Linked DNA regions of Homo sapiens: region 2 is linked to region 1. The links are chromatin loops, found by intact Hi-C in ENCODE. Cell type or tissue: mammary epithelial cell. All regions are shown on one strand. Each heading gives the region's core, and the rest is flanking DNA. Links, peaks and the distances in the headings are about the cores only. Region 1 overlaps NHS (NHS actin remodeling regulator). Region 2 overlaps REPS2 (RALBP1 associated Eps domain containing 2).

Region 1 (10,822 bases), core at 833-8,832:
CTCTTTTGATTAACTCAAGTCGATTGAGTACAGACCGTAAAACCCTTTTCGACTTGTAATGTAACTAAGTCACAGGTTCTTCCCACACTCAAGGGAAGGGGATTATACAGGGTATGTGCACAAGAAGGCAGGAATCTTGGGAATCATCCTAAAATTCTGCCTATCACACAGTGGCCCCTGGACGTATGCAAATAAACAGAGGAAAAACCTTCTTGCTTTGCTTTGTTCCATTTTTATGAGAACAAACATTCCTAGGGCACTAAGCCTGCTATCTTGCATAACTTAGCCATGGTGAGATTGTTAAAAAGGGAGGAAAAGGGAGCATGGTGAACCCGAAGATGCAGGGCAGCCTTACAATGGCAGTGGAGCAGCTCACGAATGAATGGATTCAACTGTGGTTGAACTGTTACTTAGGAAAAGGAATAGATTTTTTAAAGAAGGAAAAGGGGGACAGTTTTCCCTGGAAGAGCTCCATTAGTGGCTGTCTGCCTGCCTCTAGTGGACACGTAATACTAGTTAATGCTCTGTGACCAAATGACGTCACTGAGAGCAAAGGCATTAAAGAGTTTTCCTCCTTTCCCTGTCTAAGAGATAGACAGGATGGTGGCAACTGATGAGTGAAATGTTCACCTGCTAATGTGTGGCAGAAATCCGATATAGCTTCTCAATGGAGAAAGAAAAAGATTTTGGAAAGAAAAAGGTGATGATCCCTGGCCCTGCAGGTTGTCATTGTGAGGGTTGGTTCTTCCCAGGAGCCATGACTAGGCTGCCCATGCTGGAACTCATGCATTACTCTTTGTATCTGTGAATTCACAGTCCCAAGCAGCAGGCAGAGTTTAGCAGCCCAGGAACTCAGCACTGGCTTGCCCAACAAGCACAGTAGAAATGTGTTTAGGGTATCAGCAAAGCATGGGCACCAAAAAATGCTTTTTTTTTCAGGTAACTTGATATTTAATATTTAATAATGAGGGAAGAGAATTTGCTGAACATCTTTACACTAATTTTATGATATGCCAATTGATTCTGAAATTTGGGATCACCTGCTGCAGAAAGGTGGACGTGGAGGAGTGAGGACTATAACCTTTTTGGCGTTCAAGGCCTCTAGAGTCTTGATGCCTGAGACCATCCCTAGGGAACTGTATAATACCAAAATAGGAAAAGTCTTCCAGTGTCATTGCTCCCAAACTATTTCATCCAGGCAGAATCACAGTTAAACCATTTTGCACAAAGCCAGAGAACAAATGCTTTATGAGGGTCGGGATTCCTGTGTGTTTTGTTCTGTGCTGTGTTCCAACACCTAGCACCATGCCTGAGACTAAGAGCTACTTGGGAATGTTCCATGGGTGGATGGATGTTTCCATTTTCAGCAGCGTCTTCCCTTCCCTCATGTTGCCCAACTCCTTTCACTCCTACAAGATCCCAAGGCATCATCAGAAGACATTTTGTGTTTCTCAAACCTGCCTGATGATAAAAATAACTTTTCATGTAATATAGATTACCAGGCCTTTCTTTTGGAAATTCTGATTCAAAGTCTAGGTTGATGCCCAGGAATCTGTGTTTTTGACAAGCACTTCTGATGAGCCTTTTCTTCAGATGAACATTAAGATAAATAGGAGGGGCTCAGGTTTTCCCCACACAAGAATTAAAGAGCCATGGCCACTTGACCTGGTTTCTGAGGGGCTGTCAAAAGTTACCACCCTAAGCCTCTGGTCAGCAGTGCTGAGGGAATGAGGGACTAGAAGAGTCTTCTGGTCTACCTCTTAGTCACCTTGGCCCAGCCCTGTATCCTGGCTCCCACCTTCCTGAAAAGACGAGCCTAAGGGAAGGGGTGCTCAGAAGCCCCTCTACTTCTAGGACTGCCCACCTGGCTTCTTGCCCATTCTTTCCACAGACATGCTTTCTGTTCTGTCCCTTCTCCCAGCTGTCATGAGCACATGAATTCATGGTCCTCTCTGTTGGGTTTGGTAACGACCTCTGCCCCATTGGGTAGGAGTTGACTTTTGCATGCAGGGAGAGCCTGATTTCTCAGTCAATCCCCCATTACTGAACCAGAGTGGAAAGAGATGAGACTGGGAGGTGGGGGGAGCAGGGTGGGCCCAGGACAGGAGTCTGGATCTGGATAGTGTGTCTGGAGGGTAAAGCAGACTGGGCCAGTTCATGCCATTCCCGAGGCTGACAGGCTACCCAGGTGCTTGTGAGGTCCTCTTTGCAGCCATTTCTTAGTAAAAATCCTCCTGGTTCCTAACATCTGCTTCCAGCAGAATTTCTGTTTAACTCATGGAGAGTTCCATCCTAGGATCCCTGTGTACATGAAGAAGATGAGAGTGAGTTAAATGCTGTGTTTGGGGGAAGGAAGCCTTCCTTCCTTGATCTCTTGGATGAGTTGCAAAAACTCATCTTGCATCTGCAGTTTCCCTCCCTTAATACTCATTACCTCTATGATGGTTTCTTTAATGCGTATGCTCACCCCTGGGTGAAACCAAGGAAGAGCAATGCTTTGAAAGATGACAGGCAATGGAGCCGGTAGGTGTAGGGCATGATAAGGATACCTTGGGGACGGGACCACAAGGGACAGAGGCAGGGCAAGGTATAGGCCGAAGTTCAGGTGGACAGCAGGGGCGGCGTGCAGAACTACAGCTCTGAGGCCCTGCGGCCAGAAGGCTGGAGCTGAGGCAGCCTTTCCATTCATCTCTGAGGCTTTCCTCCACATTTTTCAGAAACAGGACCCCCATCTCCACCCCCAAGCAGGCTAGCCAGGGGCTTGTCAGTGTTGATGAGCGACTGTGCCAAGGGTGAGGAATGAAGGTACGGAGAGGAAATTAGCTAGTCATAGGTAGACGGTTGGTGTCTTGGAGCCTCCCGTGCCTCGGCTCAGGGGCAAAAGTTGTCCCTATCAGTATCATAAATGCCAAACCTTTCTCCGGCCTTGAGTTAGTTCTTAATGTGAATGCAGTAGTCTGGACTTCCACTCCACCCAGACTTTACTCCTGTCCTCTTCCCCACCCCAGGGTTGGCCAAAAGCACAACTTAAAGCCACTGATGGACAACGCCCTGTTTCTTGTCTTGCAGCCGTCTCCAACCTGGACATAGAGAGTAAGCTGAGTGTGTACTACCGCGCCCCGTGGCACCAGCAGCGCAACATCTTCCTCCCAGCCACAAGGCCACCCTGCGTGGAGGAGCTGCACCGCCACGCCCGGCAGAGCCTGCAAGCCCTGCGCAGAGGTGACAGATCCTGGGCTTGGGGGCTTTTGCGGGAGACAACTCGGAGGTTGTCCCATCCAGGTGTCCTCTGTCCCATCAGCCCCAACACACCCCCTTATTATAGCAAGTACTTTGAAATGCTCCCGTTTCTACCCTGAAATGAAATCCATGGGTAATATGCCCAACCCATACACATAAGAAAAAATAATATTATGGTCTAAATATGATAATAAAGAGAAATTAAAAGGAAATTATTGATAATAATATCTATTTCAATATGCAAATGCTCAGGCATGACCTCACTAGAAGACATCATGAAGCAGTCAGATGTCTGCACTTGTCAAAAGCAAGTCTGGATTAAGTACAGACCTTCAGAAACTATTCCGAGGGGCAGGAGGGCATGACCATAAAAACTGGTACATTCAGTATATATTAGATATGGGCAAAAAATAAATACTTTGGATTAGAATGAAAAGGGAATTTGGCTTGACTCATAAATAGGCACTAGGTTTTTCCCCTATAAGAGATTCTGATGGAACATTTAAAATTGTGTGAGACCTGGGACACATTTTCATTGACCATCCTCTGCATTATGGGATGGCTGTCATCTTTGGCTCCCATCCAATCATTGTAACAATTAGAATGATCCCCTAGAGGGCTCTTCTGCTTCTCTTGAGAACCAGTGATCGGTCTAATGCCCCCATTCTTTAGTGGGACACGCGGAGGCCTAGAAAGGTGAGGAAACTTGCTCAGGGTCACACATAGCAGGTTAGGTGTGGTACCAGGACCCAACCTAAGCCTCTGAAATGCCTGCCAGAGCTCTTTTCCTCCTTGCCATACACTGTGTCTCATGGAAATAGGTACTGATGTTTACATGTCTCTCACAGTCCTGAGAAAGCTAGAGATAGGCTCATAGCAGTCAAAATAGGAATACAGTTTTTTCTTACACTGGTTGCTTTTCAGTGCCTTAAAACCATTCTAATTAGGACAAGGGGAATAAAAAGTAGCTTCATTGTTTTAGAGCCCCCTAAATTGGGTATCAGAAGGGGACATGTCAGCTTTTTTTGGCCTTTAGATTCTTGCTATGGAGATAGATGGTGTCTACACATTCAATGTCTTTCTTCCAAATTCCCTACACTCTTTTAAGAAATGGCATTTTGCAAAAGTATTAAAATGCAAGTAAAATATTTTAATGTCATTATCAAAGTGGAGAAACAAAATGGTGATATTGTTTTCATCTTATTTATTCCACATTTGTATAACTCCTGCCTTTTCCCCATCCTTATCTTCAATAGTTTGTTGCCTTCAATTATCATCTTTTTTCCCTCCTCATCTTTTTTCCCTTCCTCATCTTTTTTTCCTTTTAATGAAAGAGCTAACCTCCTAATATCCCTAAAGCAATTGTTTCTAAAAATTTTCCTTGGTTATTAGGGGAAGACATTGTGACACTTACAATGAAGAGTGATGATCAGTATCCTGTAGAAGCATCTTTGGCATACTTACCATTCACTTCAATTTTATAGTTGGCTAAGAAGTTCTTTTTTAACTTAAGCCACCTTCTGAAAATCTTTCTTTCCACACTTGCCATTCCTTTGCAGCCTGGATTAGGCACCCTTCCCATAATATCCTGTGCATCCTCCCATCCTGCCACTTAGAATCTTATAATCAACCACTATGGGCCTGTTTTACCAACCAACCACTAATAAGCCATTAATCTATGAGCAACTCAAGGGCAAGGATGATATCTTATTAATTTATTTTATTCAAAGCACTTAGCATGAAGCTGACATATAGTAGGTCCTCAATGAACATTTGTGGAACTGAATCAAGTTTTGCAAAAAACTGGTTGAACATTGAGGGCACAGGATGACTATAAAGGAATCTGATCGTTCTCACCAAATCCTTTCTCAGGTCCCATCATTAGAAATCTTGGGTAACATTAGCCCTTTAGGTATAATTATTTTTATCCCTTTATTTTATTAATAAGTCATCCCTGATTAGGATTTTATGGATTCCACCAGATAACACCAAGCTGCTCGTAAACTATCACATTTCACTGCTTTGTCAGGTTTAGACTTAAAGCAGAACTGAAGAACAGCAAGTGCCGATATCAATTTTCTCTGAACTTCCTCCTGTGGGGCGGTGAGAGAGGGATGTGGGGCCTCCTGGGGTTTGGAAGGAAGACTGTGGAGATGCGTTTTACCCTCCACAGACTGGCTTGTTTTGCGGTTGGCTCAATAGCATATCTTGGGTGTAGTAGTTTTAATAGCACTGCAGAGAGCCATAAACAAGAATTATAGCCATCATGGAATTAAAAACATGCAGTGTAGAATTAAAATTAGAAAGTGACTTTTTTTTTAACCTTGTCCAAGAAACACAATAGCATACTGCTGTATTCATCAGCATAATCTGCTTCTGCCATCTGGTGGCCATGAATAATACTGACCTATCAGACAACTGCCATGCTCAGCAAATGCTGCAGTGAGCATCCCTGTAGGTTCTCTATTTGGACAGCTGGAATAGCCTTGCTTCCACCATGAGGGAGTGGATAATGAAACACAGACAAATGAGGCTGTGGTGACAGCAGCTCTGTGCTTCTTTTGGAGGTGAGACTGTAAGGAGAGAGCTGGAGGACCAAGATTAAAACCTAGAAATTGGCTGCCTTCAAGATCTGCTTGATAGCAAACCCCCCAACAAATTTTATTGAAGGCAAGGGAGTGTTGTAGAACCTAAGAGTCAAAAAGCAATAACGTATGCTGCCCACAAGGAATCCCTGGTCTAGTGGAGAGACAGACAAGTAACCAGGTAATTTCAATACAGTGATAGGGAGGCTAAGAAGAAATGTACCAAGTCATTTCATAGAGCTTCAGGGAGGGTTTTGTGGAGGATGTAGCATCTACATGTATTTCAAGTTATTTAGGCTCTGATTACTTTTTTTCCCCCTTAGTAATTCTTTAATGCTCAGAGCCAGTAATGGCTTTATGTGATGCTATCATTTATGTTCATAAATCATGGAGAGAGAGATTCATAAGCAACTATAAATAGATAATTATATTTTATATTTCCTTTCCTTTCAAGTTGGAGGCTGCAGCATAAGTTTCATTGGTCTAAGGGAATAAGGAGCAAGATTCCACTGCAGTTTCAGGCTGTAGTGGACTAATGTTCTCCCTACCTCAGCACCAGAAAAAGGTATTATTAGGGAGCCATTAATCTAGCCTGCCTACTCCCAGCCTAGAGCAAAGAAAGATATATGTTTAAGATTGTGTAGGAGGGGAGCGATTGAATGGAAAATTGAGTTGATGTCTCCCTTCCAACTACTCCCCTCCTTTCACTTCTTCCTAACCAGTAACACCTGTAAGTGACTCTTCTGTACGGATTTAAGAATGTAAACACTTTTCCTTGTGTTACCCATTTAGAAAAGCCCACTGTTTGCTTGCATAATGATGGTGGCATTGGAGGTGGGCACTTTAACAAGGAAGACATTTATCTTAAACAGCCTTCGGATAAACATTGACTTTGGAGGCAGTTTAGCAAAGACTACCTACATGGTTTTGAAGACTTTGCTCTGATTGCTTATGGGAGCCAACATTTGTCAGAAGAATCCCAAGCAAAGGGAGATGGGGAATACTATCACATCTTCTAGACACAGACACTACGTTCAGGCAGCGAGGCACACGGACAGCCAAGTCAGACATGGATAGAATCAGAAAGTTCAAGAGTGCTCAGTTCCTAGTTTAGGGGGCAGCACATTGAATGGGGCAAAGAAAATGGAGCCAGCATTGGGCAGGCCTGTCAGAAACAAGTAACAGGACCTAGAAAAGCGCATGGCAGTAAAGGCACCCACCACAGCCCATTCGAAATACAGAGAAATGTAATACATTCTAATTTTAAAAGACTAGACTTTAATGAAAGCATAAATTCACTCTCAGTCACTCAGCAAACATGTGATGTAAATACTCCCAACATGAGTTATTTCCAGGTACCAACAGTTGAAAAATGGACTCACACAAATTCCTGAATATGTAGCAATCAGCTCCCCTGAGCCAGTGACAGCCAGCTCCCGTACCCAGTGGGTGGGCCGGGCAGCTCTGTTTTGTCTGTGCCTACTTTCCACTCCAGTACTGATGGCAGCAAATCTTCCACTATGTTCTCAACTTTTGTTGTTGTTGTTGTTGTTGCTTATGTTGTTTTGAAATAAGTCACACTGAACTCAGAAGTGAGCCCTCTTGTACAGATTATGAGATGGATCCACTGAAATGTATGCATCCAATTTCATATTAATAGTAAGTGAAAGTTCAATTAAAAACCATTCTGAAAATCTTATTTGGTATTCAAATTAGCTAAAGTAATGAAAACTCACTTTTTTTTTTTTTTACAGCCTTTTGCTAACACTCCCAAGGGGAAAAGAGAAATTGAAAATGCCAAGTGTATTTCAGTATTACTGCTTTTTCTCCTTCTCAGAACACCGGAGCCGGAGCGATCGCCGAGAGCAAAGAGCAGCTGCCCCCCTTTCCATTGCAGCTCCTCCACTGCCAGCCTACCCTCCAGCTCACAGCCAGAGGAGGCGTGAGTTTAAGGACCGTCACTTTTTAACGGTAAGTTTGGTGGCCACCTGCAGCCCTATGCTTGCTGCTGAGGAAACATCAGTTTGTCTGGGAGTCAGTTTCCTGCCTCCCAGTGAGAGAGGCTGGGCTGGCTAAGAGCTCAAATCATGGGCATTTGGGAACAAATTAATTTCCCTTCCTTTCATTCCTGAAAGAAACGCCTCTTTTTTGGAATACAGACATATTTTTTAGTTAACTGGTAGCACAATGCAGTAAAGCAAGAATAATTACAGACTAAAATCAGGAAAAAAAATACATACTTCAAACCTCGGTTCTTCTGCTTGCAAGCTGAAGGATTCAGGATAGGTTACTTATGTTCTTTGCCCTCAGTTCCCTCATCTGTAATATAGGGATATTAATAGTACCTGGTTTATAGGGCTAGAGGATTAAATGAGATAAGGCATGTAAAGTGCTTAGCCCAATGACTGACTGATACAGAGTAAGACCTCAAGAAATGTTAACCACAGCTGCCACTACTGTTATTACTGGTAAAGTGACAGCATGGCTGACTTGGTGGGGTGAACTGGTAAAGAACTTAAGTGATACGAAAAATTACCATTTGAAGAGTAATCATGTCATCATTTCATGCTTTCCCATTCTCCAAAGGAGGCTAGTTCTCCAGGGTAACTTAATACCATGGTGACGTCATCGCCTCTGGGGCTTTCAGCCCTGACCAGATGGATGTGGCTGTAACTCAGCCCAAGCCCTCAAGCATGGGTCACAGATGATGAAGCTGAGCCCATCTCAAAACACCTGCAAATACTATCAGCAGCCACTACAAACACATCACCGCAGATGTGCCTTCTGGGGCCTCAGTGGGGACAACTGAGCACTTTGTGCCTCTGAGCAGGCATCATTGAAGTGAGGGACTATGGCTTTTGTGACCAAATCAGCCCACACTGCCTGTCTGAATGTCTGCATTCCTGCTGTCTTGTCATTCTGGTTCAAGACCCAAAGTCTAAAGAAGTTACAATAGTGTGGGTACGAGTTAAGGTTTTTATTAGAAATTAAAATTGCGTGTATGACTCTAAATTGTGCACTCTTACGGCTTTTACAATATGCAAGAGAGATGCAAAATATTTGGGTCACATGGTGCCAAATATCCAGCCAAAAACAGACTTTATCTAAATGAACCCACATGATATAACATCCAGATAAGACCTTGAGTGATAATGGACAAAATATAAAAACATTTTTCCTATTTGTAGCTGGACTGCAGGCAGGTCCTTCAGTGCTCATCAAGTGCACACTGAGCGCCGTGTTGCACTTACTACATTGCTGCACTGCAGCCCAAGGATAAGAAAAGGAGACAAGGGCCTCTTAGGGCTTTCTAGTTCTTCAGATAGAGCAGTTTCACATGCTAGTGATTTGTCATAAAGCAGAAGTTCTTAAGCAGCTCAAATCTGCTTGCTGAGGCATTTGCTTTTAATGAGGCATTTTCTGCATAAAAATGCTAAAATATTTTCCCATTCATTATAACATGTTTTATGGCTAATTAAGTTGGTTTTCTTGGAAGGGGGAGGTGAAAGAGAAGAATTTTGAGCATTTACAGAAATTACATAAAAATATAACCCTTTCTCATGATCTGCATAATTTTTAATAATGTCTAAATACTAAAGTAAGACTATAGGAAAAGGCTTAAAATGACGAATAGCAACGAGAGTACATCATTTACTTACCCAACAAACATCAATAAGAGAAGACTATGGATTACACTTAGGTAAACTTCAGTAAGTTTGTCCATCCCAAATGATAATACTTAGTATTTCTAAGTAATTTTAACTGTTTTATTTGTTCAAGAGTTTGGGTCACTACAAGGATTAGAAGATTTTCATTTGAGTTATATCCCTTAGGCCTGGATAGAACATAGTTCAAGCTCACAAGACTGTATATTGCTGAAAGACAAATGGCTGCAGGTATAGAGACAGGAAATTTGTAGTCAAATTGCTGGATAGACACATTTTCTTAGACAACTCTCCTTTCATGTTTGAGATTTGGTGAAGGCATGCTTTTCTTCCTTTAAGAAAGCATTCATAATGAGATTGACATACAGTCTTCTGCAACTCTGCAGGCTATTGTACTGTACCTTGGTCATTAATGGCATGGACCATGAAGCTAAACTGCCTGACTTTGAATACCAGCTCTACCACTTGCGAGCTGTATGACCCTGGCAAGTTAGTCATTTCAGTGTCTTGGGGATAGAAGTAGATAGTACCTCATAGCCTTGGCATGAGAATTGAACGTGGTAATACATGTAAACAGTACCTCATACATAAGCACTACATAAACATCAGATGTTATTATTATTATTAGCCAATCAATTCCCTGAAGTATCTATAATATGGTGATAAGATCATAGGTCCAACCGTGTTTAAATCCCAGCACTACAACTTTTTGGATGTGTGACTTGGAAAAAGCTATTGTATCTTTCTGACTCCCAGTCTCTTTATCTGTAAAATGGGGATAATATCAACTTTACAAGGTTGTTAAGGAGGCTAAATATGATGTTTTAGAAATAAGATTAAACTATGTATATGTATTTGTGCAAGTGCCTAGCACAGTGCCTAAAATACCTGAATGTGAGTCTATATTCAAAATCGTTTACAATAAAATTCTTACCATCAAATGAAAAGCCTATAACATATACTCACATATAAGACTAGAGGAAGTATAAATTGTTACACTCTTTCTAGAGGGCAAAACTCTAAATATTCATAACTTTGATCCAGCAATTTTACATCTAGGAATTCACCCCAAGGCAATAATCAGTGTATGCAAAGATTTATTCACTAGGGTGTTCATCAAAGCACTGTTTACAATGGGAAAGTTAATCACAAATATCCCAAATGTCTAACAATAGGGACTTAGTTTAATGAATACTAATATAACTATAGGATAGAATACAATATCAAAAATAGTGTTAGAGAAGAATATTTAATGACATGGGAAAATGTATATTTTATTATCAGGGATTTTTACATAGTTTATAAATTTGTGTATAGTATAATCTCAAAAAA
Region 2 (10,751 bases), core at 1-8,000, 570 kb before region 1:
GCGGGATCTCGGCTCACTGCAAGCTCCGCCTCCCGGGTTCACGCCATTCTCCTGCCTCAGCCTCCCAAGTAGCTGGGACTACAGGCGCCTGCCACTACGCCCGGCTAATTTTTTGTATTTTTAGTAGAGACGGGGTTTCACCATTTTAGCCGGGATGGTCTCGATCTCCTGACCTCGTGATCCGCCCGCCTCGGCCTCCCAAAGTGCTGGGATTACAGGCGTGAGCCACCGCGCCCGGCCGTTTCCTGACTTTTTAATGATTCATGTGGGACATTTAAATCCCTGTTATTAGGAACTCTCAGCTGCCTCTGTCTGCTTCTGCACCCTCTGCCTGCTTCTGCACCCTCTGCCTGACCTACCACTTTGTGATTTGGCCCCACAGAGACCTTTATCTTGCTTCTGAGTGGGACTGAGTCTTTTAAATTTTAACAGTTCATGCTAACACTCTCACATCTGTCATTGCATATCATTTTATGTAAGGGGAAGTTGAGATTCAGAGAGCAGAAGTTAACTACTTGGGCCTCGCAGTTGGTAAGTAAGCCAGCCTGCTGTAGAAGAAAAGGGCTGGAAAAGGTTTCTGGGGAAGTGCTAGAAATTTAATAAGCATGTAGAGAGAGAAAAATCATTCATTATACATCACAAAAATTAACTGTAGATCTGCTAAGTAAAAGTTGATTAAATTTCTACACTCTGTGCCCACCAATAATTTTCTAAATGTGAACTCTTTCCTACATTAATCTCAAATGCTTATTTTTAAAGTGCCTTCCCCAGTGCAGACTTACATTCATCTTAGCCAAAATGGCCTTCACATTTGGTCTGTGGGACATATTTGATGTAGCAAAAGGCCAAGGGTAACCCTTATTCTACCCCCTAAAAGGGAACAGAAAGAGAACTTTTGCATAATAAATAATTATTTATGCATTTCAAAATTGATTTTAAGAGTACACAAACCATAGAGGCTTTGCGATTCTTCATGTATTTTATTAATTTATCAAGCACTTCAACAGAGTGCCCGATGCTCTTCTAGATGCTTTACAAATATTAACTCATTTAAGCCTCACAACAACCACGTGCAGTGGGTTCTATTGCTATCCTAACATTGCAGATAAGTAAACAAGGCACAGAGAACCTCAGCAACTTGCTTGAGGTCAGTGACAGAAAGAAAGAGTTAAGGCTATGATTCCTACCTTGGCTATTTAGCCCCAGTGTACCAGCTCCTACTATACTACTATGCTGTGCTGTGAAACCACGTCTCACAATTATTTTATTAACAATCAAACTGACACACTATCTTTGTCAGGGACACATTTTATTTCATGGAACTAGTTAAAAATTAGCTTTAACTCACTTCTGGTGACTTGTTTTCTTTCTTAGGTTCTTCCTCATTATATTATGCCCATGCTATTGTTATATAAAGCTCACTCTGCTGGTATCATTCTTCTGGAAGATGCCATAAATTCATCTAATCATTTCATCAGATGTTAACGGAATGTGCTCACTGTAGGCCCACAGTTTGCTGAGAACTATAGGAGCACAAAGATTGTGATGTGATCCTTATCCTGTAGTTCCTTTATCCTGCGTCACCCTCTCACAGCAGTCATGCCCAACACTATCTATTCTATAGTCTCTCATGGTTCTTACAACTGAGTCATTTTCTGTGTGTCTCATTTAAACCCATTTCTTAATGCTTTATTGACACAGGTTGTAAGCAATAAACTGGTCACCATGTTTCTAATAACTACCAATATAGCCCAGTTTTCCCCTGGGGGGCTCAGTTATGGTGGTTTTCTAGGTTTCTGAGCAATGGAATCCTCATTTCTCTTCTCTGCTGTCCCCTATCGCACTGTGACTTTTTTTTTTTTTTTTTTTTTTTTTTGAGAAAGAGTCTTGCTCCGTTGCCCAGGCTAGAGTGCAGTGGCGCGATTCTGGCTCGCTGCAACCTCCGCCTCCCAGGTTCAAGCAATTCTCCTGCCTTAGCCTCCCGAGTAGCTGGGATTACAGGCACATGCCACCACGTCCGGCTAATTTTTGTATTTTTAGTAGAGATAGGGTTTCACCATGTTGGCCAGGCTGGTCTGGAACTCCTGACCTTGTGATCCACCTGCCTTGGCCTCCCAAAGTGTTGGGATTACAGGCGTGAGCCACTGTGCACGGCCCACACTGTGACTTTAAGGAAGCACTCCTGAGGGGGTCAGGGGAGGAGCAGATGTGGATTGGGAGGATGCCCAAATGTGCTACTGTGCTAATGGGAAAGGACAATGGAGGACAACCAGGGGTTGGGCTCAGGGAGGCAGCTTGACAGAGGATTTAAGAGCATGGGCTTGGGGTTTCAAATCCTATCTGCCTCTTACTGGCTTTGTGACTTTGGGCAAGTTAGTCTCTCTGTGCCTCAATTTCATCATCTGTAAAATGGGGATCATGGTAGTATCCATTTTCATAGGGTTATGATGATTAAATGAGTGAAGATCTCTAAAGCACTTAGAATGATGCCTGGTGCCATAGTCAACCCTCAATAACATTTAGCTGTTATAATTATCATCACCACAGGCCTAGTGAAACAGAGGTGGGGTCTAGTTGGCAAACACAGAACAGACTCCAGATAGCTAGAAATTAGTTGCAACCAGCCCAGAATGAGTGCTGAAGTGGCTCGCTAAAGCACTTGCAGTCAAAGCACATTGTTACCCTCATCTGTGACCTTTCATGGGCTGTCTCTCTGCCTATGTCAGGGGTTGGCAAACTATAGCCTACAGGCCAAATCCAGATGGTCACCTGTTTCTATAAATAATGGAAATGTGAAGGAGAATCAATTGGCAAGAGGCACGCATAGCGCATCTTCAACCTTTTCCATCGGGGAACATGAGTCTTGAGAATCCTGCCATAGATCAAAAGAATGGCAATGAGAAGAACCAGTGGACAGGTGGATAGGCCTCCCCATCAGCCTTTAACCCTCCTGCTCTTATCTCAAGGATCATATGCCCGTGTCTGTGGTTTCTGATTTTTCCTTGAGGACCTTTGACCGAGATGATCTGTCTTTCAGACTTTACTAGCAAAATTCTGAGCAGTATCTTTTATACAACTGGCAGCTTCAAAGGCTTGCAGTGGGTAGGCCTCCCCAACTCTGTTTCGCAAGATAATTAAAAGAAGCCAGACTCCTTCATCCTTGAAGGAGAGGAAGAAGAAAACAAGCCTGTCCAGAGAAAATGGGGTGAAGGAATTTTTCTCCCCAACTTCCTCCTAAATACCCTGCTCTGCCCATCAAATTTTGTAAGTATCACCCAGTGGTGTGTTGGTAAACCTTCTCCCCTGCGGGGTGGGGGAAAGCCCCAATTTGCAGCCGTTGTTGCTGTCTGTGTTGTGAATGCTCCCACCATGCTGACTGCAAGTGGAGCTGGGAAGAGATGTGTACCATCGGCTCACTAACACTAGCATGCTCTGTGGTAGACAGCTTCCCTTGCCTCTGAATCCTTGTGTCAGGATTCTACGTGCCAGGCAACAAGAGCTTTTTTTCTTTATGTATCATGCCAGTGATTTTAGTCTAGGGCACTGTTTTAGCCCAATCCCAGAATGTGCTATTAGAAATGGGGCCATATTTTTGAAGTTGCTAGGGGCAAAACTTCCCTCTTGTTTATGTTTAACTTGTGCCACTAGGTGGCACTTTAAGGACATTACAGGAAATCGGCTCTACTGGATTTTTAAAACTTTTTTTTTTTTGAGACGGAGTCTCACTCTGTCGCCCAGGCTGGAGTGCAGTGGCATGATCTCAGCTCACTGCAACCTCCGCTTCCCGGGTTCAAGCAATTTAGCTCACTGCAACCTCCACTTCCCGGGTTCAAGTAATTTTCCTGCCTCAGCCTTCCGAGTAGCTGGGACTACAGGCATGTGCCACCACACCCAGATAATTTTTGTATTTTAGTAGAGATGGGGTTTTGCCATGTTGGCCAGGCTGGTCTCAAACTCCTGACCTGAGTTGATCTGCCCACCTCGGCCTCCCAAAGTGCTAGGATTACAGGCGTGAGCCACTGTGCCTGGCCCAAAACACTTTTTATTGAAGTATAATTGCATATAGAAAAGCAAGCTGCACATTTAATGTGCAACTCAATTTTCACAAGCAGAACACATGCATATAATCAGCACCCAAATCAAGAAACAGAATATTACTAGCACCCCAGAAGCCCTCCTTGTGCTGTTTTCCAGTCGCTATCTCTTATTCTTAGGGTTACCACTATTCTGACTTCTAACAGCATAAATTAGTTTGACTTGTGTTCTACTTTATATAAGTGGAATTATGCGGTATATACTCTGTGTCTGGCTTTTTATTAAATGATGTTTGTGTGATTTATTCATACTGTTGTGTGTAATTGAGATCATTGCTGTATAGTATTCCATTGTATGTGCAAATATAACACTGTTTTCTACTATTGATGGACATTTTTGTACTTTTCAGATTTGGGCAATTATGAATAGTGCTGCTGTGAACACTCGTATCCAAGTTGTTGAGTGGATGAGTGTTTTCATTTCTCTTGGATATATACCTAAGAGTAGAATTTCTAGGTCATGGTGTAGGCATATGTTCAGCTTTAGTAGGTACTGCCAAACAGTTTTACGAAGTGTTTGTACTGATTTACACTCCATTAATGGTGTTCCCACTCCAGTTCCATGTCCTCATCAATGCTGAATTTATTTTATGGATGGTTCCTAACTCTTAACATAATTTTTATAGCTCCCTTTCTGGCCAGCTATTTCTAATTGAAAAATTTTAAAGCCACATTATTCTGATGGACATGGCTCATGCAGGAAGGGCTATGTCAACCCAAAAGGGGACATTTATCACAGTCTAAGTGTGAACTATCAGTAAGTCGGAAAGGATGTTACTCTAATACTCCATCACACTGATACACAGAGCAAAGAAACCAGGAAAGGAATTCAGATTGTAAGTGTGATAAAATATCGGTTCATAGGCCAGGGCTCTGAGGCATTTTGAAATTTGTATATACATTTGTTATTATTGCCAGGCCTATATATGTCAGAGATTGGGGCCCAACAGAAAGAATTTCTAAAGGCCTCATAATGAAGTGCCTTTCAATTGTGCTGCTGGTGGGTGCCTGTTTTACTAAGGGTCTCTTTGGTTTGGCAAGAGGCATGCATGGGGCATCTTTCTTCAACCTCATCCCTGGGGAGCGTGAGTCTCTAGAGAATCCTGCTTTAGATCACCTTACCTGTGAGGCTCATGTTGTTGACTCTGCAGATGGTGTTATAATATGGCTTTAGGTATGTGATATAGAGAGTACAGTTCAGACTTGACTCAGATTTCTGTTCCATTACTAGAAATTGGACATAGAAGAACAAAACCCAGGTCATGGTCAAAATATTTGTCTTTTAGACCAAAATAAAGTGCTCATAGTCCTTTAGTTGTAACAGTAAGTCTGTCTCATGGATGTTGTCCATAATCTAATGGGTTCCAAGAATCCCCAAGGCATTCTGCCATGTGACTCTTGAATCCAGCAACTAGTTGCCCATTATAGTCACTGGTACCCACTTTCACCAAAGTTGTTCCTGAGCCCCTCTGTCAGTGTTTTCCTGAGTGTCTCCAGTGTTGGATTGGTCTACCGAGGGGGGTGCCCACCAGAGATGTTCACTGCACACTGCCTGAGATATCCATGTTAAAGCAGCCGTGAAACATGAAAGTCTGACCGGGCTTTTATTTTTAAAATTTTCTCCCCCCAATATTAGTAGCGGTAATATCCAGTGGCACAGATTTAGACTGTGGATAGCCTGCTTTGTGGGATCTGCTTATATTCTAAATTGGAGCCAGCATTTTCTCAGCCTAGGTTTTCATCTGTTTGGCAAGGAGGAAAATGCCCTTATGTTGGATTGGCTGCTGCTTGCAGTAGGAGGAACTATGCCTGGGAAACCAATCATAATTTTAATCCTAATGATAATAGTAGCTGCTGTTGTCAAACAGTTACTGTGTAATTGTGCTTAGCACACTAGACAGATATTTTGCTTAATCTTCACAATATTGTGAGTTAGGTGAATTATCCCACTTTGCAGATGAAGAAATTGCAGCTCAGAGAGACTAAGCATGTGACCAGCTCACACAATGAGCAACTGCAAAGCCTGGGTTTGACTCCAGAGCCTATATCCTGTAACTGTTCTGTGCTCTGTGGGTGCAGTTACCAAGGAATGAATTACTGACCTCTTCTCCAGTGGAACATGAAACAGTATTGGGTTCATTGCTGGCTTATTCCACACATTGATTAGAGGACCTGTTGTTTGCTGGCATGCAGCTTAGGTATCAAGAAAATGATAGGGAAGCAAGACAGATCCTGCCCTCCAGGTGCTTACCATTCGTTTATCATGTTCTGTCTCTCACAGGTGACTTGAGTCATGGATTTTGGTAATCATTCTTGCTGAGAATTCAGTCTCTTGGACCTTCTTGAGGCTCTATTTACCCCTCTCTCTGAGCCTGGTTGGGGAATGATGGGGTGGAACAGTGGTGTGCTGGGCCATTGGTTCTACATCTTCTGTGACTGGGTTTAGCAAATGGCTTTCTGTTGTGTTCTTGCCTAGCGGAGATGGGGGACAGGTGAAAACTAGGCACCAAATGACATTTAGAATACTGACAGAATGCTGGAAAGGCCCTGGAGGCAGCAGCAGGATTGTCTTCTTGTCTGCCTAGAATTTAGCTGCTGCCTTTGTGATCCCCATTCTTGGAATCCACCTGGATCCTTGGATGATAAAGCCTGAGTTCGTTTTTCTGACCTGCCAATATTGCAAACCTAAAAAAAAAAAAGTTACCTATTATCCACACCTTGGCAAAGTTCTACAGATGGACTTCTTTTTTTTTTTTTTTTTTGAGACAGAGTCTTGCTCTGTCACCCAGGCTGGAATGTGGAGTGCAGTAGCGAGATTTCAGCTCACTGCAACCTCCGCCTCCCGGGTTCAAGTGATTTTCGTGCCTCAGCCTCCTGAATAGCTGGGATTACAGGAGCGTGTCACTACGCCCAGCTAATTTTTGTATTTTTAGTAGAGACGGGGTTTCATCATGTTGGTAGGCTGGTCTCAAACTCCTGGTGTCAAGTGATCCACCTCCCAAAGTGCTGGGATTACTAGCGTGAGCCACCATGCCCGGCCAGACTATTTTTTAAGTGGGATTTGACTTTTTTTTTGGTTGCAAATTTGACTTTTAAACAAAATCTTACTGCTGAAGATTTTGCCCAGCTGCAAATATTTATCTATAGAACCATGTGGCATATACCCCCATTCCCTCTATGATGAATGGATGAGAAAACAATTAAGAAGCCTAGTTAGTTTTGCAAGAGCACCTGTGGCCTTGCCCAGACTAGGGCCTTGGAGACTTGGTTTTCTCATCTCTTAAATGAAGAGTTTGGACCATCAGTGGTTCCCAGTTGATCTGGGCTGGCTACATAAAAATCACTTAGGGTGCTTGTTAAAATATAAGTTTCTAATGCCCCATCCCTAAGGGATTCTGATGAGGGAAGTCTGGAATAGCATCTACAAATCTGAATTTATAAAAAGTTCCCCAGATAATTATCCTGCTCTGGTTATATTTGGGAGCCACTGGGCTAGAGGGTCTAGAACAAACATAATTAAGTTAGGGAGAAACTTCTGATGTGCTTGAAGATTTGGGGAATACCTATATGCCTGGAGCAGGTTCCATATGGGCGAACTAACCCAGTTATGTTGCAGAGGTAAATTGGAGCCAGAGGATGGAAGACCTTTAACTGGCTGAGGGATTGTGTTGTGTGCCATAGGCTTTGGGGAGCCAGTGAAGGGCTTTGAGAAAAAGCATTTTGATTAGATGGTGCTTTACCAGATTAATTTCTCAGTGGTGTGCAGGGTGGATCAGAGTGCACTAGAACTGAAGGCTGGAAAAAGACCCAGTGAAGTCTTTGCAGTGGCCCAGGTGATAAGTGTGACGAGTACCTGGACTCAGATGGGACCAGTGGGACCTTTGTAAAGCTAACCTGCCTCAGTGGAACTGGAATCTGAGACATACTGTTTTAAACTCCTTAAAAAATGCATAATTTATTAATGTCATGTTCATCTGCCTAAACTATTATAATTAACTATTTTTATTGTGTTTTTGTCCAAGAGGTTTTAAAGGAGCCCTGTAAATAAATTCATGCAAAGAAGTAGTTGGCAGCAGCAACAGCTGCTACCGCAGGGAGAAGGGACCCCCTTCTGGCCAGGCAGCAACCTCATTCTCACCCTGTCTCCATACTCTAAGCCAAAGCGAGAGGGGAGGGGAGTGCAACAGGGGCCCCTGGAGTTGGATCTGCCAACCACAGTGGAGAATGCACCTCCCCAAGGGTTAGGTGTGGAATATGGCGTTTGGCATTAAGTCAAATAGAATATTCTTCCTTTGTTCCTCTAAAATCCAGTCTATAGTCAATGTTTCTCAAAGTATGTTCCACAGAACATTAGTTCTTCAGGATGTTAATAGAAGTTACATGAGAATAAGGAGATGAAACCAAATAAATTTGGGAACTGATGGGCTACGCAAAGGCAAGTGACTTCCTTTCAGAATTTCAGAGTGTGTAATGTTCTGTGTGCTCAGTGAATCTCCAAGAGGGAGATAGACCAGGCAGTGTTTCCTAAGCTTATCTGTAGATTCTTCTTCCCCCTAGGCCAGGGGCTGACAAATTATGGCTCATAGGCCTCATCTATCCCACCACTTTTTTTTTGTAAATAAAGTTTATTGGAACACAGTTGTGCCCATTCATCGTATTGTCTGTAGCTGCTTTAGCACAACAGGAGAGTTGCAGAGTGGCTACAGAGGTAGTCTGGCCCTCAAAGCCTAAGATATTTACTATCTGCCCATTACAGAAAGGTTTGCTAATCCCTGCTCTAGACAATTCATGGAACTGGTGCTTCCTGGTACCCCCTTTCAGAGATGCTACTAGAAGAAGATATACATGGGTTGTTCTAGCACTGCTTTATGATAAATCTGCCTCATTTTATTCTGTTTCCATACTGCCATCATTCCTGCCTCTTGCTTTAAACTACTTTATCTCTCAACCATTTACCCATTATCCAGGATCCAAACCTGGGTTCCATGTGTCCTTATCTTTTCTTGCACTCACAACATTCCAAAAATGGCCAAGGGTGTCTTCAATTTCCAGTCTGGGTAGCTCTTAAGTCAGCCCGAACCCATTCCTACCAACCTGGCCTACATGACCGTCATCTTTTCTTTTTCAGCATTCGAATTAGGTTCCTTTTCCCCAGATATGAGTTACCTCTAGTCCTTTTTACTCACTGAATCTAGAATAACCTTTGTAAAATACAAATCTAGTCAGATTGATTCCTTACTTAAAATCCTTCAGTGGTCCCTGTGGCCCTCAGGATAAGCTCAGATCCTCAGGATGGATGTGTGTCAGTCTGGTTGGGCAAACAGAAACTACTCCTGGTATTTCGTACTGGAAGAGATTTAATTTAAGGAATTAGTTACTTAAGAAAAGGAGTAGATATTTCCAGGCTTCTGCCTGCTGTGGCATAGAGAAGGGCATGGAAATGGGGGATGGTGTTGAGTGTTTAGCAAATGACCCAGAACAAACCAGGTCTGGGAAACCATGTGTTATCCCCTGCTGCCCTTCTCCAGCTTCAGCTCTCCCATTTTTCTCCTGACTCCTCACCCTTCCTCCACCCTGCAAGTCCCCAAATTCTAGATATATCAGGATGCCTTTTTGTCCCCCCAGAAACTTAAAACAACTGACATTTACGAACTCACAGTCTCTTTGGGTCAGGAACTTGGGAGTGACTTAGCTGGGTGGTTCGGGGTTACATCCTCTCATGAGGCTTCTGTCAAGATGTCTTCCAGGGCTGCAGTCATCTGAAGGCTTAACTGGAGCTGATGATCCACCTCTAAGATGGCTCACTCACAGGGCTGTTGGCAGGAGGCCTCACTTCTTTGCTGTATGGACCCCTTGTTAGGACTGCTTGGGTGTCCTCACAATGTGGCAGCTGACTGTCTCCAGAACAAGTGATATGAGAGTGAGAGATAGAGATAGAAACAGAGACAACAAGGAGGAGCATACTAGAGTGCTTTCAGTCCCCTCTCCTGGGAGTACGTTGCATAGTGTCTCAGGTCAGCTTCCCTAGAAGCAGAACCCTGAGATGAGGATTCTTCAAAAGTGATTTGTTGAAGGAGTGCTCTTTAGGAAAAAACCTAGAAGGAGGAGAGGGAAGAAAAGTAGGGAAGGGGAAGGAGCCAAGCAATGATATAGTCTCAGATAAAATCTGACCTTGGCCTGATCCACACAGGCAGGATTCTGGTACATAATTGCATAATAGAGTTAACCCTGTTTGAGACAGGGGACTGGCCTTTTATATCCTTCTCTAAGTCAGTCATTATAGGCTGCTGGAGGTGGGGGTGGGAGGTAGGCTCCCATTAGTTGAGAATAAGTCTCTAGAGAAGAGGGTGGCTGTGAGTCCTCAGTAGCTAACACTCAGAGCAGCTGGGGGATGGTGTGCCAGCCAGGGAAAGGTGACCCAGGTGGGGCCAACACAGCACCTACTACAGTGGGCCTCCCCGTACCCATGTCCCAAGCACCTACCATGGTCCCTGACATACCAGAGGTACGAAAAAAATATCTGTGTAATTGAATAAATGAATGCATAGAAATGCTTAGCCTCTCTGGACCTGTGTCCATTTCTGGGAAGTCAGCTCAGCAGGGATCATATTGTCCCATCAACCATGGGAATGGTCGAAGACCCAGGACAGTTTGCCA

The links. A loop is a pair of places that touch in the nucleus more often than their neighbours do. Peaks named below come from ENCODE experiments on the same cell type or tissue, not always from the same donor. Only the 100,000 strongest peaks of a DNase experiment are listed, where the experiment ranks them.
Region 2: a loop joins it to region 1, with 20 times the contacts of the local background. A loop is called at or near these places in 19 of 110 quality-filtered maps.

What each region holds. Positions count from the first base shown.
Region 1 is chrX:17,684,673-17,695,494 of GRCh38, forward strand. It overlaps NHS (NHS actin remodeling regulator), which reads left to right. Exons shown (of 9, transcript NM_001291867.2): 2 at 3,070-3,222; 3 at 7,663-7,796. Among named protein-coding and RNA genes, the nearest start is that of SCML1, 47 kb to the right of the region's middle. RefSeq lists a silencer at 5,644-5,703. In mammary epithelial cell, for the core only: a CTCF peak has its summit at 5,642 (motif pointing left); no DNase peak of the experiment used is centred there.
Region 2 is chrX:17,118,019-17,128,769 of GRCh38, forward strand. The region is part of intron 14 of REPS2 (RALBP1 associated Eps domain containing 2); the gene reads left to right. Among named protein-coding and RNA genes, the nearest start is that of REPS2, 180 kb to the left of the region's middle. In mammary epithelial cell, for the core only: a CTCF peak has its summit at 3,638 (motif pointing right); no DNase peak of the experiment used is centred there.